Regions from separate parts of the Mus musculus genome. Here all the other regions are linked to region 4. A link is a loop called in an ENCODE intact Hi-C map of the cell type or tissue named here. Cell type or tissue: heart. All regions are shown on one strand.

What was found. A loop is a pair of places that touch in the nucleus more often than their neighbours do. Peaks named below come from ENCODE experiments on the same cell type or tissue, not always from the same donor. Only the 100,000 strongest peaks of a DNase experiment are listed, where the experiment ranks them.
Region 1: it touches region 4 in a loop (3-fold over the local background); 12 of 42 quality-filtered maps call a loop at or near these places.
Region 2: it touches region 4 in a loop (8-fold over the local background); 38 of 42 quality-filtered maps call a loop at or near these places.
Region 3: a loop joins it to region 4, with 5 times the contacts of the local background. A loop is called at or near these places in 7 of 42 quality-filtered maps.
Region 5: a loop joins it to region 4, with 3 times the contacts of the local background. A loop is called at or near these places in 7 of 42 quality-filtered maps.

The regions. Positions count from the first base shown.
Region 1 is chr7:110,286,445-110,291,444 of GRCm38, reverse strand. Gm32861 (a long non-coding RNA gene) reads left to right here and starts at 3,047. Exons shown (of 2, transcript XR_869865.3): 1 at 3,047-3,351; 2 at 4,348-5,000. In heart, no CTCF peak of the experiment used is centred here; DNase peaks (open chromatin) are centred at 2,594, 3,144, 3,764, 4,374 and 1 weaker place; H3K4me3 peaks cover 650 bases; H3K27ac peaks cover 3,477 bases; H3K27me3 peaks cover 87 bases.
Region 2 is chr7:110,724,382-110,729,381 of GRCm38, reverse strand. No RefSeq gene overlaps it. Among named protein-coding and RNA genes, the nearest start is that of Gm39068, 13 kb to the left of the region's middle. In heart, CTCF peaks have their summits at 384 (motif pointing left) and 2,119 (motif pointing left); no DNase peak of the experiment used is centred here.
Region 3 is chr7:110,546,315-110,551,314 of GRCm38, reverse strand. All of the region lies in intron 2 of Sbf2 (SET binding factor 2), which reads left to right. Among named protein-coding and RNA genes, the nearest start is that of Gm46027, 57 kb to the left of the region's middle. In heart, a CTCF peak has its summit at 2,859 (motif pointing left); no DNase peak of the experiment used is centred here.
Region 4 is chr7:110,798,268-110,803,267 of GRCm38, reverse strand. It overlaps Ampd3 (adenosine monophosphate deaminase 3), which reads right to left. Exons shown (of 15, transcript NM_001276301.1): 7 at 2,431-2,625; 8 at 705-836; 9 at 24-187. It also overlaps a transcript of Rnf141 not described here. Among named protein-coding and RNA genes, the nearest start is that of Gm39069, 20 kb to the right of the region's middle. In heart, no CTCF peak of the experiment used is centred here; a DNase peak (open chromatin) is centred at 2,047.
Region 5 is chr7:110,647,529-110,652,528 of GRCm38, reverse strand. No RefSeq gene overlaps it. Among named protein-coding and RNA genes, the nearest start is that of Gm28863, 19 kb to the right of the region's middle. In heart, a CTCF peak has its summit at 2,979 (motif pointing left); DNase peaks (open chromatin) are centred at 2,798, 3,208, 3,618, 4,188 and 1 weaker place; H3K4me3 peaks cover 217 bases; H3K27ac peaks cover 474 bases.

The DNA of each region.
Region 1 (5,000 bases), 510 kb after region 4:
CCTGGTCTACAGAGTGAGTTCCAGGACAGCCAGGGCTACACAGAGAAACCCTGTCTTAAATAACCAGAAAGGAAAAAAAAAAAAAGTTTAAAAGTTTCTCAACTGTGGAGTCCTATAAAGCCAAAATAAGTTAGATACTTCCTTACTTCAAGAGGAAAGAACCAGGCCACACTCACAGTCTGGAAAAAGCAAAAGTAAATTCCAGCAGTGTAAATATCCCAGGGTCCAATCTCTGCAATCCACTCACGGTTTTCTGGGCTCCTCCTAAGAACTAGGCTAACTTCTCCGGCTCCGCCCTCTGCAGCGCGCTCTCCACGCTGCTGCTGTCCTCAGCGGTCATCCCACGGTACTGGCATCTCCAATGTGCCAGCATCTTCTGCTGCCATGGGGGTGCACTTTTACCAATAACCACTCCTGAACTCCACTCACACCTCAGCTCCTCTCCATGACCTCTTCATTGTTGGGGTTTCCACTGCTCTGAGGCTGCACCCTAACCTATGGCCTCCGCGGCCTCTCACTCTGTCAAGCCTTAGCGCCTCTCCATGACCCCTTGATGCCTTCGACACCAGAGCCACCTGGGAGACCAAAGTGAGCAGCCTTGGCCACTGCTGGAACAGCCTCTGTCTGCTGACTCTGAGGAAACACTTCCCAGAAGACTCCACCTCAGCAATGCTGGTGTCTTCTTAATCACCGCTAATTTCTCGGCTCCAGCTAACCACCATCAATTGTCCCGGCAAAGCAACGGTTTTACCTCTGGTTCTGGCCTCTTGCTAATCACAGCCTATTCTTTAAGCCCAGCTGACCAGAACCACAGGTTCCTATTTAAAAATATGCAATGGCCCCAAAATAAGGGATTCTCAATCTTCCCTCCGGAAGTTCATTCGCAAGCCAGGCCTCTATCACCCCCATTCCTCTCAACTCTTATCTTCTAAGCTCCCACCGAGCAGCAGCTCACTGAGCTTTGAACACTCGATGGCTTTTCAAACCCAAAGTTCCAAAGTCTTTCCACAATCTTCCTAAAAATAACATAGTCAGTCTATCACAGCAGTACTCTGAAATCCTGGTACCAATTTCTGCCCAAGTTAGGATCACTGTTGCTGTGATGAGACCCCATGCCATAGCCCACAGTCTCATAGCACAGTCCCTTGTGGAAGGCAGGCAGGTAGAAACAGAACTGTAACCTGGAGGCAGGAGCTGATGCAGAGGCCGTGGAGGGCGCTGCTTACTGACTTGTTCCCCATGGCTTACTCAGCCTGCTTTCTTAGAGAACTCAGGACCCAGGGATGGCACCACCCACAATGGGCTGGGCCCTCTCATCAATGTTAATTAAGACAATGCCTCACAGGCTTGCCTACAGCCTGTTCTTATGGAGTTATTTTCCTCTCTCTCTGATGACTAGCTAGTGTCAAGTTGACCTAAAACTAGCCAGCACATTGTCCATGTGACAGCCTTTCGAAACACCCAGGTAGGGTGGACCCAGGAAAGATGGTTTGAGCACCGGGGGAGGCATCCAACCTGCTGCTCACCGGGAGAAGCCACAGGGAGCCTTTCCAACAGAAAAGGGCTGAGTCAGATCTTTATTTTAGAAAAATGCCTGACAGCTGTGAGCAGGGCAGGGCAGAAAGGACAGGTCTAAAGGCAGGATGTCAACTCCAGTAATACTACAACTGCTGAGCTGAATTGGGGGGGGGGGTGCCAAGGAAAGAGGATCCTACCGAGTCCCAGTGGGTACATCTTCAAAACATGCCACACCTAAGGCTCAGGGAAGAGAAAGATTGTAGGAGTCAGAGGACCAGAGATGGCTGTGAGACCCTGCCTCCTAGTCATTTCAGATGCTACTACACCCATGAAGTCTCACCAACATGGCAGCCTGAACATAAGCTGAAAGCAGACATCAACTATAGACATGCCAAAGTGGACAGGGAGCCCACGAGGCCCCAACCCTCCATAAAGAACTACAGGCAACTAAGGACTGCTCAAAGTCTTTCCCAAGGAAAAGCACACCAGCTGATTATCAAATGTCAAGTGGTCAGGCCTGAAAACATACAAACAAGTACCATTATCTACACTGAGCAGGTTATAGTTAGGAAAACATATGTGTACACACACATGCGCACACATATACATGCATATGTATGTAACAACAATTAATGGGGGAAAAAAGGAAGCCATGAATTTGAAAGAGAGCAAGGGGGTTGTTAGGGAGTGTTTGCAGAGAGGAAGGAGAAGGGGAAAATGATGTAATTACATTACAATCTCAAAAAATAAAAGAAATAATAAAAAAAGAAAAGATTCCAGAAACAAAGGAGTGGCCTGGGAGCAAGCCCAGGCCAGAGGGCTGTCCCTGCCAGATGAAGGACAGCCCGGCAGGGGGTCTGCGTTATGCAATCAGCAGGCAGGCCCCTGCCTTCCCCAAGAAGTGCCAGCCCAGAAGCTCTCCGCACCCATCTGTACCACCCCTGTGCCACAGTTCCAGGTGCCAAGCGGTGGCACTGACGGCTCCAGCCCCACAGTTCAAGCCTGGCTATGGGAAGCTGGGCCTCTGTTCATTTTCTCCAAGTCCACAGAGGCTGGGCCCTGGGCCCAGTGAAGTCACTGCCTGAGAAGCATCCCTGGCTCCCCGCCCACCCATGGAGGCTATATTTGGAGCAAGACAACTCCCTGCAGACACAGAGCATTGGACCCACCCTGAGGAGCTGCCCTGACCAATTTTACCAAGCAGGGAGGGGGGTGTCACCCATCTCTTCGTTTGTCTGTCCATTCATTCTGCTCGTATGTTCATTCAACAAGTATTTCTGACACACACACACACACACACCCCAGTACGAAGAAGCCGTGCTTTAGGCATACATTCTTATGTAGGCATGTGAGTATTTGCTTTTAAACAGGGATGGCAGGACAGACTCTCAGTGCCCTCCCTCAGAGCTGGCTGGCACCAGTGACTCACAGTCAGGTGCACCCTGTCTCTATGTACCTGTGTACACATGCGAGCCAGCACGCGCTCCCCAAGGAGTGACAGTGACTCAGCTGCACAAGGCATCTGGGTACCTGTGTGGATGTGTCTGTGGGCACAGCCCTGAGTCCAGGCTCTTGTTCCCTGAGGGTTGTGACTCAACTGCACATGGTGACCCAGGAGCCCACAGGCCAGCTGTGTCTTTTCAGCTTCCACCAACCTGACAAGCCAAATAGACAGTGTTGGGTGCAAATATTCTCTCACAGACCGTGCCTGGAAGACTGTGAGGCCAGGTGACCTTGGAAGGCCACAAAGCAGTAGCAGTTCCTATCCAACAGCGGTGGCCATGGAGCCAAGGCCCCTCAACCTCTTTGCTGATGCTTCCTGGAACCTCAGAGGTAACACCCCCTGACTCCATCAACACACGGAAACACCAGCCTCAGGAGTCACACACTAGGACCCAGGCCCAGGCATTAGAGTTGTGTTCTTCAAGCTGGCGGCACAGCCAATGTTCCTGCTATATCCCCCAAGTCTCTCTGTGGCAGCCTTGACAATCAACCAGCTTTTAGCAAGCTGAGACAGAGGCCGGGTGCTGACCCCTGGGGTTCCCCACAGGCAGCTGCCCCATCTTCACCTCTATGCTCCATCTGTCCCTGGCTGTCTCTGTCCTTATCTGTCCCCAGTCTATCTTTGTCTCTTCTCCCCGTCAGGCTGTCTACCACAGAGGCCTCACTAGAGCCGAGGTGCTGACAGAGAGGGGGTGTGGGGTGGACACTCAGTGTCCCTTTTTCTGCCTTATCAAGAAAACTGAAGTCATTGCTCAGGGGGCTCAAGCTGGAATTTCGCCCTAGATGACCTTCCTGGGTCTGGGGCCTCCACAGAGACAGCCCGGGTCAGAGAGTCAGGAAACAGGCCCCTTCTCTGTGGCTGCTGATCCTCCACCCTCCACCCTCCCCCATCCCCAAGGCGCCTCCAGCCAAAACTCCAAGCTTGCTGGCTTGCTCCCAGAAGGCATTGTAAAGGATGGTCAGACAGAAAGCTGTGGTGACCACACTGGACCAAGGATGCAATTCAGGGTCCCCTCAGCTCCCAAGGGAAAGTGCCAGGAGCCTCAGAGACAGAGAGACCATAGAACTCCCACCCCATGCCTTAGGCCTGCCTGCATTGTGGGAGTGGTGGGGGCCCTCTGGCACAGAGGACCCCTCATTTGGGCTTTCTGGTCCCCAGAGCCTGTGACTCCTTGGGGTGACTGACTACCTACCTTCCTGAGCCCAATTTTTCACATCTGTAAAATAGGTAAATCACGTGAACACTATGGGTTGGGGAGATTCGGTAAAATTAGGTGGGGTCTGGCTCCCGGCAGTGCTCAGAGTTTGGATTGTCCCCACTGACAGGATCCTGGTCAGCAGAACACAGGCATCGCAGTCTTAACCCGCGGACATGGTGCACGGCTGCCACCTGGCGGCCGCCTGGCCAGAAACACACAGATCCAACAGGCCTCCCTTCGGAATCCTTGCTGACTGTCCCAGGTGAGCTCACACCTGCTTTCCCATTTCCCACACTGGGTATCACACCACCTTGTGATAGAAAAAAATCTACAGAGTTGTTTGTTAGGAGAAAGAATTCAAACGAGCCTGTCTATCAAGAGTCCGGGAAGTCCCCTCAAAGGCATGTGGGGTGTTTTCCACTTAGTATCGGCTTTCCTGAAGATTCCTGGGAGAAATGGAGACTAGATGCCACTCAGAGCAGCAGGAGCTGGTCAACCCTGAAGAATCTGTGACCATGGCATAAACCTTCAGTAGCCACCCAAGAAGTCACAAGGTGCAGGAGCAGAGATGTGGATCCTGGGGACCTGCTGGGGTATAGCAGTCCTGGCCCCTTGAGATCCCCTCGACCACCGCTTGCTTAGAGGTAAAGAGCTAGGCTATGAGCTGACAGGAACTAGGTATTTCTGGGCCCCATTCTGGGGCTGTTTGGTTCATTCCTCCTTGGACGCCTCAGAAGTTGCACACCTGCCTCTAAGCATCTCGGATATTCCCCCAACTCT
Region 2 (5,000 bases), 74 kb after region 4:
AACCATGCCTGTCAATGGGCTAAAAAAATAGTTTTTATAGTTTTTTTTTTTTAACAGTTGGAAGGGAGATCAAAAGAAAAAGAAGAGTTAGGGGCTGGGGATGTAGCTCAGTTGACAGACTGCTTACAGGATACTGGGGTTTGAGCCCCAGAACTGCATGAATCATTTAAACCCAGGGTGGTGGTGCACTCCTGGAACCAATCCAGCATGTGGGCGGTGGAGGCAGGAGGGCCAAGAGTTCAAGGTCAGGGCTGGAGAGTTGGCTCAGTGGTTAAGAGCACTTGCTGCTCTTCCAGAGGCGCCAGACTGGACTTCTAACACCAATATGGTGACTTACTAATGGTCTGGAACTGCAGCAGCAGGGGATCTGATGCCCTCTTCTGGCCACCTTGATATGTTTATGGTACAGACAGACACATGCAGGCAAAACATCCATAGACGTAAATTTTTTTTAAAAAATTAAAGAATTCAAGATCATCCTCAATTGCACAAGTTTGAGGCCATGCTGAGCACATGGGATCCTCTCAGGAGGAAAAAGAGGGAAGGAAGAAAGGGGGAAAATAATTTTGTGACCCATGGAAATTCCATGAATTGAAATCAGCCTTCAGGAAGAAGGTTGTTGTGTCCTCTCCGTGTCCCATGAGCCTCTCTGTAGTCACCTCTTCTCCCCCCGCCCCCCTGCTTCTGACCCAGACAAATATTCATCTGCTTTCTATCAGTACAAATTTGTTATTCCTTTCCTAAAACTTCAAGTAAATTGAATCACACAGCCTGCACTTTTTGTGTCTGGCTTCCTTCAGTCAGGATAATGTTTTCTGAGATTCACCCATGTTGTATCAATACCAGACAGGACACGTCTGCTTTTGTTTGTGAGGGAAAGGCAGAGTCATGTCAGGTCTGAAGGCACAAGTCAGAACTCCTCATGAGCAGCAGGATAAGAGTTTCTTTCTCTAGGTGCCGGCTGTGTGGTCTTCCCTCGCCTCAGGGGAGGGTCTTAAGGCAGATATTCCACAATCAAATATGTGTTCCATAAGTCAACAGATAACCACCATGGTATGAATTTGAACAGGAAAGATTTGGTGGGCAAATATGCAATGCCTCTCACAAGAAATGTCAAGTGTGTGTGATGAAAAAAAATGAGAAGAGAAAGCTCTAATAACCTTCAAATACAACTTCAACCACTATAGACTTTTGAGTGGTTATAAATGTATTTGTAGCACTGGGGAGGTAAAGGCAGGCAGATCTCTGTGAGTTCAAGGCCAGCCTGGTCTAAATATTGAGCTCCAGGCAAATCATAGATATGCAGCAATACCTTGCCAAAAAAAATGTTACTTGGCCGGGCAATGGTGACGCACGCCTTTAATCTCAGCACTTGGGAGGCAGGGGCAGGCAGATTTCTGAGTTCGAGGCCAGCCTGGACTACAGAGTGAGTTCCAGGACAGCCAGGGCTACACAGAGAAACCCTGTCTCAAAAAAACCAAAAAAAAAGTTACTTATAAATTAAAAAAAATTTTTTTAATTATGTGTATTTGTGTGAGGGTGTCCACGGAGGCCAAAGGCTCAGGGTCCCCCGAGAGCTAGAATTACAGATGTGAGTCACCTGACAGAGGTACTAAGAACCAAATTCAGGTCCTCTTCAAGAACAGGATGAGCTCCTAACCACTGAGCCACCTCTCTAGCCCCTGCTTGTAAGTTTTGTTTCACCAATTTGTTCAAAGAAAATTCCGTGTCAGCGATGCTCCAGGATATTTTGAAGCATTCACATTGCCACTTCAAGCCTGTAATAAGATACTAATAGGTTTGGATTGTAGCAGGCTCATGTTTAGTGGTAAAATGATTGTGATTCTTTCATTTCGACGTTTATACAAATTCAATACCTAAGATTTTCCTTTACTTTGTATTTTAATTATAAGCACAATGGAATCTTTTTCACTACGCCCCATACAGGTACCTCCAGATTCCCTTCAGCTGGCCCCAAGTGCCATACCTATATTCTCTTACTCTCTGTGAGCTATGAACTGGAAGCAGTGAGGGTTCACAGGCCCTGAGACCAGGAGAGAAATTTCAGCTCTGACTAGCAAGCTGTCTTACTAAAGAGGGCCCTCCTGCCCCCTAGTGGTCATTATTGTATATGCCTCTCAAGAGGAAAATGAGATACAGGCATTGTGTCTATCATCCTTGTTACTCAGCATTGTGTTTACCATGGGCTCTGGCTGGGATGAATGCCTTCATAGGCATCCTCCCAACATAGCTATCCTGCAGTCCCTGGGGAGGTCGAGCCTGTGGCTCCACTCCAGGGCTTCCATCTGTCTCTCTCCCTTCATCTTCATTACTACATCACGAGCCAAGTTCCACCTGTGTTAGCCAGTGAGACCACCCTTGATCACTAAACCACTTCCAAAACCTGAGAGACATTAGGAGAGAAAGGAGAGAGAACCTGGGAGGAATACACCCATCTTTTCAGCAATTTGATGCAAAGAGGCAGACTCTAGGTCTCAGGCACTCAAGGAATTTGGGGTCCTCTTGAAACATAAAAAGGAAAGAGCTATGCTGGACCATAAACACTTGCCACACCCTCTTTGTCTAGGCAGAGACCCCACCTTTTCTTCACTAGCCACAACACAGAACAAGTGGTCACAGAAAGAGAACAACAACAACAACAACAAAAATACCATCTTTTCTTCAGGTCATAGATCAAGCATTCGTTTCAAGGTATTTATGTATGCTGGGTAGTTTTTTGTCACCTTGACACACACTAAGGTCACCTGATAAGAGGAAGCCTCAACCGAGAAAAATCCTCCATCAAATTGGACTATAGGCAAGTCTATAGGACACTGATGTAGTTAATCATTGCTGTGGAAGGATCCAGCCCACTATGAGTAAGGAGACGCTGGGAAGGTGACCCTGGACTGTGTAAGAAGCAAGATGAGTGCATCATGGGAAGCAAGCTGGTAGGCCGCTTTCCTGGATGGTCCCTGCCTCTCCTCCTACTTGAGTTCCTGACCAGACTCCCTCAATGATAAGCTGTGATCAGATTGTGAGTCAAATAAACCCTTCTGGGGTTGATCACATCAATAGAAAACAGATTAGGATGCTGAGTATTGTTAAGAGAAAATTAACCTGTATGGAAATCAGAACAAGTCAAAGTTGATGGTCGTGAGTGCACACGGGAAAACTGGGGGACACCGGAATTGCATCTGAAATGAAGACAGTAGATTCCACTCTGAAAAAAAAAAAACTGAGCAAGCTGTAGAATCTCTATGGAATGTTCTGGTACTCCAGAACCTCTCATCTTTGCTCTGACACTCTTGGGAGCCTCGGCAGGCCAGAAGCCCCAGACTCCCTGTCTCAATCTCCCTGATAGAGCCCCATGTGTCCATTGGAGAAGTGACGTCAGAGGTTATGCTAGAACGGGGGAAGGAAACTTGATGCTAGGATGCATGACAAGGTGTTCAGGGTTTCCCGCTCAACCTTCGTTTCTGAGTGGGACTCCAGAAGAAGCCCTCCTGCAGCATCCTCAGCAAGTCCAAGTCTTGGTGTCTACCTAATCCCCCTTCCCTGAACCATGAGCAGACTTATTTTGGGCCATGTGGTTGGCAACAGTTAGCCAACCTCTTCCTAGCCAGAGATCCCTGTATTAAGACAAGACAAGGGCACCAGTGTCCAGAGGAACTGGCTCTGGTCACACCCTGGAGTTGTGGAGCACTTGTCGTGGGTCACCAGGATGTTAGTGTCAGGATCCATGAGTCCTGTTCAATTGCACAGTGGGCACCTACAAGTGATCCCAGGGACCCCTCCATCCAAGGAGATCTGAAGGGGTCATAGCCTTGTTGCTTTGGTCTTTCAGGACATGAATATTATCCTGGGTTCTCTATCCCATATTAAATTTCTGGTTATAAAAAGTCAACAAATGCCAAACTGGCATCCTTAATCATCAGGGAAATGCAAATCAAAACAACCCTGAGATTCCACCTCACACCAGTCAGAATGGCTAAGATCAAAAATTCAGGTGACAGCAGATGCTGGCGTGGATGTGGAGAAAGAGGAACACTCCTCCATTGTTGGTGGGATTGCAAGCTTGTACAACAACTCTGGAAATCAGTCTGGCAGTTCCTCAGAAAATTGGACATAGTACTACCGGAGGATCCCGCAATACCTCTCCTGGGCATATATCCAGAAGATGTTTCAACTGATAAGAAGGACACATGCTCCACTATGTTCATAGCAGCCTTATTTATAATAGCCAGAAGCTGGAAAGAACCCAGATGCCCCTCAACAGAGGAATGGATACAGAAAATAAAGGTACATTTACACAATGGAGTACTACTCAGCTATTAAAAAGAATGAATTTATGAAATTCCTAGGCAAATGGTTGGACCTGGAGGGCATTATCCTGAGTGAGGTAACCCAATCACAAAAGAACTCGCACAGTATGTACTCACTGATAAGTGGATATTAGCCCAGAAACTTAGAATACCCAAGATATAAGATACAATTTGCTAAACGCATGAAACTAAAAAAGAACAAAGACCAAAGGATGGACACTTTGCCCCTTCTTAGAATTGGGAACAAAACACCCATGGAAGGAGTTACAGAGACAAAGTTTGGAGCTGAGACGAAAGGATGAACCATCTAGAGACTGCCATATCCGGGGATCCATCCCATAATCAGCTTCCAAACACTGACACCATTGCATATACTAGCAAGATTTTGCTGAAAGGACCCAGATATGGCTGTCTCTTGTGAGACTATGCCAAGGCCTGGCAAACACAGAAGTGGATGCTCACAGTCAGCTATTGGATGGAACACAGGGCCCCCAATGGAGGAGCTAGAGAAAGTACCCAAGGAGCTGAAGGGATCTGCAATCCTATAGGTGGAACAACAATATGAACTAACCAATCCTCCCCTCCCCCCGAGCTCGTGTCATCGACTAGGCCATCAGTGGAAAGAGAGGCCCATTGGTCATGCAAACTTTATATGCCTCAGTACAGGGGAATGCC
Region 3 (5,000 bases), 250 kb after region 4:
ATCATATTGGTTACATGTCTCAGTGAGAGTTCATTCATATTTTAGTCTAGCTAGTAGTAGGTTTCCAGTGCAGGTGAGTTCTGATAATAGTCTGAAAACTTGAATCAAAGGTAACTCCTGCCTAATTTTACTTAAAGCACCTTTCCCTAATGTTAAAACTAAAATTAGAGTAATTATTTAATTAAACTGGAATGTTTTCTGAGAGTAAGTGGAATTGGGAGGAATTCTTAAATTGGGGCTATCCTGAACAAATAGATTACGGCTACTTGTATACACAGTTGTACATATATGTGTGTGTGTGTCATTCATGGTAAAGATTGGAAATTACACAAATCCATTAGTAGAGACTTGTTTAATTAAGATTGCCAATTGTTAATTGTCAGATTATAACACCACTGTTATGAAGGAGAAACTATGGCATAAAATCTATAGAGGGCTACAAATCTAGGGCAAGATTTACTATTTCATTAGTGAAATGAAATAAAAGCCATTGTATATAGTAGCCATGCCTACTATTAAAATTATTATTATTATTACTATTATTATTATTACTATTGACAATGATGATGTTTCGATGTCTATATGTGTGTATTTGTGTATGGCTATGTATACATGAGTGCAACTCTAACACTTGGAGGTTAGAGTTGTTAGATCTCCTGGAGCTGGAATTATAGGCAATTGTGCTAGGAACTGAACTCCAGTCTTTGAAAGAGCACTCTTAACTGAGCCATCTTTCTAGCCCCCATGGCTACTGTCAAAACTTCAGAAAATAAGAAATGTCAGCTTGGCCAGACGTGGTGGTGCATGCCTTTAATCCCAGCACTTGGGAGGCAGAGGCAGGTGGATTTCTAAGTTCGAGGCCAGCCTGGTCTACAAAGTGAGTTCCAGGACAGCCAGGGCTATACAGAGAAACCCTGTCTCGATAAATAAATAAATAAATAAATAAATAAGAAATAAAAAAGAAATGTCAGCTTGGGGGAAATTGAAGTCTGGTGCACTGTTGGTGGGAATGTTAGACAATGCCACCATTGTGGGAACAGTTTAGCAGCTCTTCAGTAAAGTGAGATCACTTTGTGAGCCAGCAGTTCCATTTCTGGGTGTGTTCAAAAGAACTGAAACCAAGGAATCAGGCGTTTGTACTTACAAGTCCCTTAACAGTGGTGCTCACAGTAGCCCCAAAGTGAAAGGAGCACAAGTGTCCAGAGGCAGATGGATAGATGAACACTTAGCAGGACAGTGGAATATTATTCAGTCACAAATATGAAAGTTTGATAAAAGCATCAGTGGACCTTGAAAACATTGTGCAGTGGGAACAAGTGAGTCACTAAAAGACAAATACTATATAATTTCCATTTATAGGTGGCATTTAGAGTAGCCAAATTTATACAAACAGTAAGTAAAATGAAGGTTTCCATGGGTAGGAAAAGATGAAAAGAAAAACTAAATTGTTTTCAGTCAGAGATTTTCAGCATTGCAAAATTGAAAAGAGTTGTAGAAATTGCTGTCCAGTAATGTGTATGTACCCACCACTACAAAACTGTACATGTAAAAATGGTTCAGATAGTTGGTTTTATGTTCCATGTTTTACTGGTTACTTTTAAAAGTGTGTGATGTAGAGTTTATGTATAGACCTAAGATAGTGTCTAACACAGTGTAAGGCATTGGAGACATGTGTCTTCAGACAGTATGGCAAATGGGCAAGACAGTTTGTAACTGTTTTGAGAGAACAAACCTGTGATTATACTACCTTGTTTCAAGATACACTATAAAGCTTCATAGTCAACAGGGTTTGGCATTGGCTTAGAGATAGACATGTGTTAATAGATCAGGGAACAGTGCAAATCAGTTTCCATGGTTTCCAGGAGTGATGTAGTTGGGGAGGAGACAGGATAGATAAATAGGAGTACAACTGAGTATCCATCTGAACAAGTAATCTCGATCTGCTTTTAAACTGTATGGAGAAATAGATTTAAAACCCATTATAGACTCAGTGTAAAAGCCAAAGTTATAACTTTAAAAATAAAACTATAAGCATTTTTATGACCTTCTAAAATTAGGTCAGGATTTTAAAAGTACAACATCTAAGACATGACAATGCTGTTTCTCTGGTGTATTTGAAAACTTTTGAAAATATTATATGCAGAATGGTGGTTGATCAGATAAGATGAAGCCTTATTCTGTTTTGTAAGTTTCTCTTGGTCCTGTAAGTATTTGGAGGCTAGTTGGGCCTTCTGTAGTTGGTCATCTACTTTTAGTGAGAAGGAGGGTATCAAAAGTAGGTGGACTCAGAACACTTGATCAGCAGCCCACTAAGAACTTAGAGCTGAGTTTTCTAAGGAACTTAACATCATCTGCCCAATACTCGATCTTCTGCAATCTGGAATTTTGTGTGTATCACTACTGTAGATGGTGGCAACTTAGACATTAAAAACATATGTGAAATACCTTGCAATATGAAACAAAGGACTCTGGTAGTTTACATATCAATCATAATGTGTTCATGTATATACACATGGATAGCAATCGCGTGCTTGCAGGGGACACTATTCAGAGATAGTATGAGCTCTCTCGTTCACATACACTATTTCCAAAGGCATCTACGTAGTGATATTTGTATACTATAATCTGGAGAAGTTCTCTGGTGATCTAGACATCCTGTACACTGTGTGAAACATGCTTCCTTCTTTGTTGGGGTTTTTACTGTTATTTAGAGATTCATGTGTGCCATTTTTAGTTATTGGGTATTACAGTTCATAGTTATTTGCTTATAATGTGAACTAATGTAAGGACTTAGAATGACTTACAAATGTGTTGGTTTAAGAAAAAGAAGTATTTGGTGGCCTCTAGTGGTGACACCTATGTGTCTGTGAAAAGTCAGTGATCTCAATATACAAGATTTTATAGGGAGGATCACTAAAGTGGCAGGAGAAACACATATGTACATTTATTGGAACAATTTTTTGTTTTCGAGAACTTAAAATTTATGAGTCAGTTATAAATTTATCAGTGATATGGATATATCAGTTACAATGATTATCAATTAATGATCATTACTTTTCATTCTTTTCAAGAAAAGACTTGAAATTTTCTTCCTTCCCTTCTCCTCCCCCTTACTTTCTTTCCATTCAATAAAATTTTGCTTTGTGTTCTAGACGGCCTTAGTTTGAAGTCTTCCTGCTTCAGCTTGCTCAGTGGTGGGATTGCAGATGTGTACCAGCCTGCTGGGTTTCATATTTCATCTTAATCAGGAAGTATTTCTCTGTATATTGTATTTCATGTTTAGTATTGCATTGCATTGCAATGTGCCAGTGATGGGGGTAACAGGGATACTTTCTGAGACCTTAGAAATAATGCAAGCTACAAAGAGGCATGTATCTTATATATTAATCATGAACATAAATAGGCCGTGGTAGAATTTATGCTCTTGGGTGGGTAATTGTGACTAGTTTAAAGGTAATCTAAGTTTGTTTAAGACTATCTATAATCTGGACCATATATGGGAACTGAGATATATCATGTCAAAAAGTGAGAAGTTGATATAAAGTCAATATTTGGAAAGCCAGGGAGAACATAGACACTTTTAGGACAGTTAAATGTGAAATTAATTTCTGTTTATTCTAAGTATTATCCATTGAAATCTAGAGAGATTTAATAGCTTGTCCCTGTGCCATATAGCTATTTGCTATTTGCTAAGATAATAAAACTGTGATCTTTTGACCTCATTAAAAGTAAAATATTTTCCGTGTGCCCAGCATACGCACATTGCTGAGGTTGGCCTATGTGTGTTGGACACTCACTAATACATGGAGCAAGCTGACTTTTAATTACTTTTGTTAAAAGCAAAACTAATCTTAAATTCTTTTTTTTTTTTGTTTTTTTTTTTTTTTTTTTGTTTTTTGTTTTTCGAGACATGGTTTCTCTGTGTAGCCTTGGCTGTCCTGGGACTCACTTTGTAGACCAGGCTGGCCTCTAACTCAGAAATCTGCCTGCCTCTGCCTTCCAAGTGCTGGGATTAAAGGCACAGGCCACCACTACCCGGCTCTAATCTTAAATTCTTCTTCTTATCAGGAAGGGTTAATTAAATAACATTAGAGAGACAATAGTAGGATCACTGGCTGCTTATTACTCTTCAGAGAATCCCAGTTTGGCTCCTAGTACCACATGGTGGCTCACAGCTACTGGAACTTTAGTTTCTGAGCATCTGACACCCTCTTCCAGATTCTGTGGGCACCAGATAGCTACATAATACATAGACATACATATAGATAGTACACCCATACACATCAAATAATAAATAATAATAAAAACAGTAGTAGGGAAGCATTTTATTATTAAACTTTGAAGACTAATGAGATATTTACAGAGTTGGTGGTTCCAAGTTATTTTTATTGTCTAAGATAGACCTCATTTACAAATGCTATCCATAGGGTTTGTGGACTGGGGAATTATGGCACCAGTAGGGCTCTAAATAAACAAGTTAGATTTTACAATTGAGATTATAACTGACTGAAAGACTTCCCTAAGGGGTAGTACAACCTTAGTATTTCCTTCAGTTTAGAGCTATGTACTTAGTTTAGAACCAGAAATAACCTGTCAAAAAATCTGAGTGGTTAAGCTATTCATTTTTTAATCAAGTGTGTTTTCCATTATTTGAATTTCACTGGACATTGATGGCTTTTCCACATATTTCTGAGCTCTGATAATCAAAATGAGTTGGAATTCTGGGTTCTTAAAGTCTTTATATGTTTTTTAATTAAACATTTTTAGATAATGTATTTTGATCATATTTCCCTTCCTCCCAGAGTCCATCCACTTTCCCTTTCACCTGAGAGAGAGAGAGAGAGAGAGAGAGAGAGAGAGAGAGAGAGAGAGATGAGAATCAAAACAAAAACCCAGTAAGACCCCCCCGAAAAAGTGAAGGTAGCAAAAAGCAACCTCCAAAAGGCCATTGAGTTTGTTTTGTGTTGGCCAACTACTCCTAGTCCTGGGGCTGCCCCTGG
Region 4 (5,000 bases):
GCAGACGAGAGCATGATACTCACTAGATGCGGGGCACCTGGATGATCCAGCGCATGTTGGGTGAGTAGACCTTGTGCTGGATGAACCAGCGGGCCAGGCTAGACCACTCCTTGGGACTGCGACCATAGATGGAGAGCCGGGGTTCTGAGTATTGGTACTTGCTGTCCTCTAGCTCCCGGGCCACTTCCTGATACCAAGAATTGAGTCAGCCCCATAGCCTCCCGGACACATGGGAGACCCCATCCCTAGGTGGGCCCTGGGGTCCTTTAGCTACCTGCTCATAGGTAGAAAGGCTGATCTAAATTCCTGGCGTTGCCACATAAGCACCCACTCCCCTGCCGAGGCGTCTCCTAGGAGGGAGGCCAGGGTCTGACACCGGCAGGCTGTAAACAGGCCTGGCTGCAGAACCAGGCTGGGCAGCAGCCATGTCTCTACCTGAAGCCAGCCTGCAACCAGCCGAGTTCTGGCTGTAATAAACAGAGGTGGCGCCAGGATGCTAGGAGCTCTTCCCTTCTCGCCCCTTCCCTGCCATCGGCCCACAGGACACACTTGTCCATGCTCAAGAGCAGGAGACCAGCACTTGCCTGTGTTGGGTGGTAGACAGAAGGGCCTTCAGGGAGAGGAAGGGACAGAGGGTCACATGTGCCCCTACTTTTTGAATGCAGACAACGGCAGGTATCTGAAGAGGCTGAGGGCTCACTCACCTTGACCATGCGAGCAAAGTATTCTCCCCCGAGGTAGTTCTCAGTTTTCAGATACAGGTCCCGGAGCTCGCTGGCCCCCACGGGGTTGTACTTGGAGTTGAACTTGTCGAAGCGGTGAAATGTCTGGCGGCCCTGAGGAGGAGACCACCGGCTGGCTGCATCACAATTCCATGCGGCTACCTAATATGTTTCTCCTGGCCTTTCCAAGACAGCCACGCTGGAAAATGTAGTCACCCCCTCCTTTAGCTCCAGATCCCCCTCCCTCCCTTTCTTTCTTTTAGGCAGAGCCTCACTGTGTAGCGCAGGATATCTTCTAACTTGCAATCCTCCTGCCTCATCCTCTATAGTGATAGAATTACAGGCATGCGTCACCACAACTTTCTGCATGAAACCTTGGTCATTCTGTGTGCCAGGACCATGTCCCTCAGTCAGCCATAGGACTCTTTGGACAGGCACTCTGTGGTGGAGTGTCAAGGTCCTGGACGTGTGAGGAACATAAGTGACTTACAGACCACTGAACAAGCAAAAGTCTCAAGTTTAGGGTCGGGGAAGATGGCTCAGCAGCTCATCTGTTTACTGCTCACCCCGTGACCAGATTCAGATCCTCTGAAGCCCAAACCAATGCCAGGTGGGCATAGTGGCCCCACTTCTAATTCTGACCTCAGAAAGCAAAGAGAAGGGAGCCCCAAAGAAGCTGGCTAAGGCTAGGCTCTATTGATGAACTCTGAATTTGATTGAGAGACCCTTATGCTTCAATGAATATGGAGAAAGAGTAAACCAAGATGATTACTGGCATCAACTTCAGGCCTACACATATACATACATGTGCCACACAGGTGCAAAAACATACACACATACACCACAAAAAAATATAATCAGAAAAAAAAATTAAGTTTTTACTCTGTCTTTCTAAGTCTGAACAGTAATTACTGTGTGTGCATTTGTTACATTTGGGTTAGTTATTGTCTATGGTCTAATAATTGTGCTATTTTCTACCTTTTGAATACTGAAGATAACACTGCTATGGACAGCGGAGTGCAAGTGTCTACTGAAGTCTCCATTTTCAGTGCCTTCAAGGGCGTGAATAGAAGCTATGAAGTCTATGGAATTCTACAGCTAACATTTTAAAGGACCACTCTGCTGTCTCTATAGCAACTGCACCATCATTCAGCATCTTAACAACTTTGAAAATTAACAAGGTACATGATAGTCATCACTTTTTAAATACTTTTTTAAAAAATGTATGGATATTTTTACTTAATATGTGTCTGCTTGGCTGGATGGGTGCTGAGTGCATGCAGTTCCTGTAATGGCCAGAAGATGGCGCGGAGTCCCTAGGACTGTAGTAATAAGCGCTCATGAGTGCCTGACTGGTTTCTGAGAGCCCTGTCTTCTTGCAAGAGTAGAAAATGCTCTTTCCTCCATCTCTCCAGCCCTACAGTCATCATTTTATTGACAAGAAAATGAAAGTTTAAGCGATTCACCTAAGGGTACATGACTCCTAAGTGATTGAGGGGGATTAGAATTTGTAACCATCCGACTTCACGGTCTTCCTTTGACTCATTTGTTCCCAGCCTCACTATTCAATACCACCGGATTCCTTCCACGGCTCTACTACAAGCAAAGTAAGATGATTTCCCCAGCCACCAACTGTCCAAGCACAGGCATGCTGGCTTCTGTGGACAGAGCACTCCTGATAGAAGTACCCAGGGCAGAGCTAGCTTACTGCATGAACATCCAGCGAGTCCACCGTGAGGTCGTAGGGGTCCATGTGCAGGCTGTCAAACACCTGCCGCAGGGTGATCTTCCGACCTAGCTTCTCCGCCACAGTTCTGTCGGGCTCTGTCTGGTACGTGTGCTTGATGAAACGCAGCAGGTGCTTCTGATTCATGCAGGCCGCTGCATGAATGTGTGTGTCTACCTGGAACACATCACCCACTGGTCAATGAGCCAGTCCCCTCCCCTAGTGACCGAAGAGCCTCAACCCTCCAGGCGGAACACAGAGTCTCAGCACCACACTGGCTGTGGACAGAATGCCAACCATCCCCCTTCCTATTTTTTCTCCAGGCCTCGGAGCTAGTCTTTGCTCCTGCAGGCCTGCCCCCAGCCTATATCTAAACAGCATCAAGATATTTTTGTTTTGATTTCTTGTTTACCCACTTGACAAGTTCTCTCTTGCATACACAGTCCCAGCACTTGAACCTGGAATTAAGGCTGCATGCAATCATAATCTCTCCTCTTCCAGCTGCCCCCGTCACATGTGGGGAGCCATGTTTGGCTCCTCAGACACCAAGCTGCTCTGTGGTATCACATTGCCCATGCCTTTCTCAGCCCACAGGTTTCCTTCCTTCCTGCCAAGCTCATCCACTCGAGAGCCAACCCTGATCCCCTGGGCACAGCTAATCCATTCTCTCTCTTGCCCAGCCTGGGCACCTGGGATAGTCATCCACATTGGTGGGCACATCCTCCTGACCTCTCTTACATGTTTCTATCTGCCTGGGACCTCCTCAAGGGCAGGGACCAGGTCCACTGCATCCACGTCACACCTGCCCCAAGAATTGGTCCAAGGTATCGGTGAGTCAATGGTGAGTGAATGAATGAATGAATGAACGAACGAATGAAGAGAGAACCGGTGCCATCTGTTCCAATGGGTTCATATAACCATTGAGATCCAACCCTTCCCACTGACTTCTCTGGGAATTCCCAAAGCAATACCCCTAAAAGGGCACCCACCACACCTTTCTCAGTCAACTCTACCTCACCTGAGCCCAGGAATTTCAAGCCCCATTCTGAAACAAATATCCTGACTGGAAGCCAACATGTGGACTCAGACCGCAGAGAAAATTCTGACTCACAGACAGGAGTCAGGAGCGTGGGTCCCCTGCACTTGATGGAAACACAGATTCCCCAAAGGAGGCACCAGCCTGGAGCCCAGTGGGACCTTGGCTTCCTTGTTGAATGTTTCAGGTCTTCTGTGTCCTGCTAAACTCCTGTAACATAGAGCTGTCTCTTCACCTCTGACCTCTCTTGTGACAGCTCATCCTCACCCCTGACCTATGCCACCTGTGTCTTTAAAGATTATTTTTTTTCATGTGTATGTGAATACATGCATATACACCAGGGAGTGGAAGTGGGGAGGGGGGGCTTGAGGGAGAGAGGAGTCGAGAGAGAGAGAGAGAGAGAGAGAGAGAGAGAGAGAGAGAGAGAGAGAGAGAGAAGAGAAGAGAAGAGAAGAGGAGGGGAGGGGAGGGGAGGGGAGGGGAGGGGAGAGAGAGAGAAGAGAAGAGGAGGGGAGGGGAGGGGAGAGAGAGAGGAGGGGAAGGGAGGGGAGGGGAGGGGAGGAGAGAGAGAGAGGAGGGGAAGGGAAGGGAGGGGAGGGGAGGAGAGAGAGAGATGAGATGAGGGGAGGGGAGGGGAGGGGAGGGAGAGAGAGAGAGAGAGAGAGAGAGAGGAGGGGAGGAGAGAGAGAGAGAGAGAGAGAGAGAGAACAAAGAGGCAAGGGGTGGGGGTGGGGCTGAAAAGGGCATCAATCCCCTGGAAATGAAATTGTGTGCAGTTGTAAACTGCTTGCCGTGAATGCTGGGAACTGAATTCCAGTTCTCTGCGAGAACACCAAGAGCTGAGCCGCCTGTGCCTTTAATTTTTCTCTTTAAACAACTCCCAATTGCGGACCATGAGCTGAAAGTCCCAGAACTAAGTAATTACCTAACGGACGTCTCTATTCGAGGAACTCACAGACAGTTCAAATTTAATATACCTCCAGAATGCACTCTCCGTCTCAGACCACAGTGCAAACCTGACCATCTCCTGGTCCTCAGTGTCTTGAGAAATGACCGATCCTGACCTCAGAAGTTCATTGTGAAAAAGTGGGCGGCCTTCCTACCCTCGTCTCAGTACCAGCTAATCACATCAGTTCTACCTCCCAAACGTGTGTCCCACCCCCACTGCCACCAAAAAACTCACTCCTGAGTCCAGAGCGACCTCTTTCCTGGCCTCGTGGCTTCTTCCCTTGTCCTCAGTCAGCCACACCATCCCCGTGCACATGCAAGCTAGAGTGGGCTGTTTGGGTTTTTTTAGAGTACAATCACTCCTCACGTTGCCTGTCCTATCTCCCTCACCCCTCCATTTTCTCTTCTTTTTTTACTGTTTCACTTACAGGCTGTCACCTGGCTAACGGGTGCCCTAGAGACACAGTGAGCATGCTGGCTCACCTCTCATGATCCCAAGAAGACAAGAGAGGTCACAATTCAGGGTGCTACCTACCAGACTCCAGCCTGCACGCTAGAACTGCAGCAG
Region 5 (5,000 bases), 150 kb after region 4:
TAAGAGGCTAAGAGCACAGACTGTTCTTCCTGAGGACGTGGGTTCAATTCTCAGCACCCACAGGACCACTCACAGTCATCCACAACCTCCAGTCCCAGGGAGAGCCAACACCCTTGACTGCCTCTTCAGCATTGCATGTACATGGTACCTATTGGGGCAAACACACACACACAAATATAATTTTTAAAATGATAAAATAAAGTGTATACATTTTAAAAACACCTACAACATAGAGCAAACTCTGAGGTTAGACTTGTTAAATCCATTCTTTCTCATTTTCAAAGCTTTATTTATTTATGTATTTTATCTATATGAGTGCTCTGTCTTCAAGTATGCCTGCACTGTCAGAAGAGGGCACCAGATCCCATGGTGGTTGTGAGCCACCATGTGGTTTCTGGGATTTGAACTCAGGACCTCTGGAAGAGCAGCTAGTGCTCTTGACTGCTGAGCCATCTCTAAGCCCGAATCCACTCTCTTGTCATGAGCTGATGGGAGTCTACTTGGCATTGTTCCTTAAACTAAGTAGAGATGAAATCAACTGCACAGATTTTCCATAGAAAGTCTCTGTATAAATGTCCTCTGGTTTTATTTTTCCCATAATAGGTAGTATTTTAACTTTGCCTCTGAAGTTGCTGACTTGTTTCTCCTCCTCTTCTGCCTCTCCCTCCTCCTCCCCCTCTCCTCCTCTCCATCCTCCTCTTCCTCTTTCTCTTCTTTTAGTATTAAGAATCAAACCCAAGGCCCCTCACAAGCTAGGTAAACCATAACTATACCCCCCCCTCCATTTTTACATTTTGACTGAAAGCAACAACAACAACAATAAGAGGTCAAGTACAATGACACATGCCTTTGACGCCTGTACTTGGGAGACGGAGGAAGGAGGATCACTGAGAGTTCAAGACCAACCTGGACTATACTAAATGGTCCTCATCGAATCACAGGACAGCTTATGCTACAGGATGGACTACATCCTGTACTAGGGCTACATCCTGTGGCACAGGCTACAGGATAAGACTCTATCTCACCAATAAAGTAAAATGACTACGAAGAATACTAGGAAACCAAGGGAGTCTGGCTGGAATGAGTCTTGGCTCCCTTTTGTAAATATATGGTTGAGGTTGATGAGTCACAAGATTCAATTTAATTCAACAAATTTTTATTGAGCATCTACCATGTACAAGGTATTGGGTCAGGGCCAAAATTCCAGCGGTAGAAACATCACGGACAGTGTAACTTGATCTCATTAAAGTACCACACAAAGCCTCTCTGGAGCCAGAGCTGGCAGAGCTCCAGGGGACAAACAGCATAAGACTATTATGAGAAAGCTGGGCGTGGTGGGCGCACACCTTTAATCCCAGCACTCGGGAGGCAGAGGCAGGTGGATTTCTGAGTTTGAGGCCAGCCTGGTCTACAAAGTGAGTTCCAGGACAGCCAGGGCTATACAGAGAAACCCTTTCTTGAAAAACCAAAAATGAAAAGAAAAAAAAAAAAAGACTATTATGAAGTGGGTTTCCAGCTTCTTTCTGGATCTCTGAAAGGCTAGCACAAAGTTTGTCTTAGCTGCTAGATAAAGAAGCAAGATGTAAGCTGGCCTGTGATTCATTGAGGACCATTTGTAAAACTTCTGTCCTTAGCTCACAAAAAAACCTCAAGAGCACAGATTCACAGGGATTCCTGGCTTGGTAGCTATTCATGTAAAAAAATAAATAAATAAAATAAATAAAAACAACCAGGCTTTTAATTGACCACAGATTCATTCTGAGGCATTAATGGAATGTGGCTGATAAAAACAAAGGCTAGGTCAACTCCTGAACACAGCCATAAATCTACTGTGCAGATAAGAGGGTGGCAGTTTGATCCTGTTCTAGGCAGACCACACCGGAGCTCGACTTCCACACTAAGGCATTCATCTCCCTCTTGGAACGTGGCACTCTTGACCCATATATTTCTATTTACAATGATCTGTTTTCCAGAAGTGTGTGTGCACTCATAGACAAGTGCCATGGCGTGCATCAGAGGTCAGAGAACTTGTAAGAGTCATTTTCTCCTTCCACCACTGTGGATTAAATTCAAGTCATTAGACTTGGCTCAAAGAATCTTTACCCACTGTCCCATCTCACTGTCCCTCCACCATCACCCCACCCCCCACTTGACCCCATTTTTTGTGAAATGTTTTCTTACACACTTTTCCCATCTTCTAGCATATTCTTTAAAACACTATATGTGAGAAGACAAATGAGCTCTTTACTCCCCCATACAGAGGGGGATAACAAAGTTTCCCTATCAAGAAACCCGGTTCCTTTCTGAAAATTCCATCATGCTGGCTGAGTTAACTTATTCTGTTATTGTAGTCTCCTCTCCTTGGGAACCTGGGCCTAAATCTCTAAGTCACACACTAACTGAAAATCTGATTTTCAGCTGTTATGTGTACTCTAATTTCCCACTCCTTAACTTAACTAGGTAAGTTGTTCTTCTCAGATTCCTAGTCTTCCTGCAAAGGCATAAAAGACCGGTCTTAGCAAACTCCTGTAGGAATCTAAACCTACCATTTCATCTGAGACCTATGAGCAAAGACATTACCAGAGCAAAACTATAGAAGTTTCTCTCTGCCCCTCCAGTAAATAGTTCTTCCCTGGCCAGGGATCCATCTCAACTCTCACTTCCCCTTCCATCCCAGTCCTGATGAGAAGGGAGGGTTGGGGGAACACTGAAGGGAGGAGGAGGAAAATGAAAACAGAAAAAGAGGAAGGAGCCAGGCCTGAGATCCTGCCCCTAATCTCAGCATCAAGAGATGGAAGCAGCAGATTACATAAGGAGGCCCTGTCAAAGACTAAAGATAAGAAGGGGGCAGGCTCAGATGGTTAAGAGCACCAGGTGCTTTTCCAGAGGACCTGGGGTGGGTTCCCAGCACCTATGTGGTAGCTCACAACTATCTTTAACACCAGCTTGAGGGGATCTGCTGCCCTCTTCTGGCCTCAGAGGGCATTCACATGGTGCTGATGTGCGTGGGCTAAACATCCACATGCATAAGATAAAAATAAATTTCACAAACACCTAAAATAGCCTAAGGAAGGAAGGGTCTATTTTTGCTCACAGTTTGAAAGTACAGTCCATTGTGGTAAGGAAGTCGATGGTGTCACAGCACAGAACAGCTGGTCACATTGCATCTAAGTCAGGAAGCAGAGAGAGGAGTGCCATGGCCGGGTTCAGCGTTTTTCCTCCTTATTAGTCAGTCTGGACCTGAGCCCAAAGGATGGTGCTGCTCAAATGCAGAGTGGAAGGCACCAAGTCAACCCTCTACAAAGCTGGGGTTAACTTTGAATTCACATATCACACCGTATCCTACAGGGCTCAGTAAATGTCTCTATTGCCTACAACGTTATGCCCAGAACACTTCATTATAAGTCCGTTCTGGGTCCATTCAGTGGTATGGGATAGCCTGGGAATGTTGCCACAAAGTATAACATTGTTCCTCCTCAGGAATAGTCTTCCAGATTCCAAAGGACAGATTTGCAAACAGCCTTCTGGAGTGCAGCCCCGTGTACTGCTGGGAACTGCCTTTGTCCGACTTGTTTACTTGGGAAGAACTCCTCTGGACTTTGACCCCTGCAGCTGCCTGGAAGGAGGTAACCTGGCTTTAGCCAATCCAGGGTGCGGCCCGGCCAGGAGCAAAGTAAAGCTGGTAGCCACTGCTGCCTACTAAGACACCACATGGGCACTGCCACCACAGCTTGGGGTTGGGGGAGGGCAGACTGTTCAGAGGTCTGCAGCGCTGAGGAACCCACTTGAAGAGCACCAGTCTCCTCCCCACGCTTGCCGGTGATGGAAGAGAGACAAAGTTGACTCACTTGAAGAAGAGAGGCATCTACAGTTTTCAAGGACTACGGAGGAAAACCCTTCCTCTAAGCAGCTGCCCCGTCTCACTGCTGCTGAATTCCTCCCACAGGCAGCAATGGCTTTGAGTGTCAATGGCCGGCCCGAGCCACACTGGCCTTGAAGATTCCTAAGAGCTATTTTGAGTGATTTCACTGCTCGCGGTCCTGGCAAACTTATCCATTTTCAGACAATATTTAGATTCTGAGGTAAGTGTGAACTAGATAATGACCTTTCAAGCCATGGCACGATGTTCTGTTTAAAGCTTTCGTTTCTTCCTCAGAGCAACTACAAAGTCCTCTGACCCTTCAGCATGGCCTCCTGGAGATTTCCCTAAGGTTCTGCGCACACTCCTGTGCTGCGCGTGTGCGGAGGGTGGGGGTGGGGTCGTAATGACTGAGGGCAAAATCCTCACGTGTCTTGGGTCCTGAGGAACCAAATTGAACTTCTGAGATGCATAGTACCAAGGCATGGTCTGAGGCATTTCATGCTCTCTGGATGTTTTTAAGGCTGGCCTCAAAATACATGTGAGCATAGAGCAGCCGTCCCCCAGTGAGTGTAACTAGTAGTTGGCTGGCTATGGCTGAAACAATAGGCTATCTGCAACTTTACTTTTAGGTGACTCATCAGAAAAGCTATTTTAGACAGTCTGTAGCGAGTAAGATTACATTTGTTCTAAGAGAAACAGACCTAAGGGACAAAAGGCTAATTGCAAAAGTGCTCTTTTTCAGCTCAGAGAAGCCTTGCTGTATTTTCTTGACAGCATCTTAGTTACCAGACACAACAGAAGGCATAAAAGCTGGTATCAAAAACAATGGGAAACAATCATGCCCTGACACCACCCGGCACGCACACCACTTTGCTCATCAAAAGGCAAGCTTGTTGAAGAAGCAACGGCCTTGTCCACATGCTCATCATAGAGCCTACACATGCCCTTGTGTGGGAACCTTTGTCAGGCTGCGGCTATGGTGGCCTTGTGACCTGCCAATCGGTTGTCCAACCTTCTGATCATCTGGAGTTCTCTCAGCAGTTGCTATCCCCTCTCTCTCCACCAACTCAGGGTGAAGGAGCAGGTAGAACTTTCTGGCAGGAACTTGGAGCATAGGCTGAGTCTTCTGGGGTGAGCA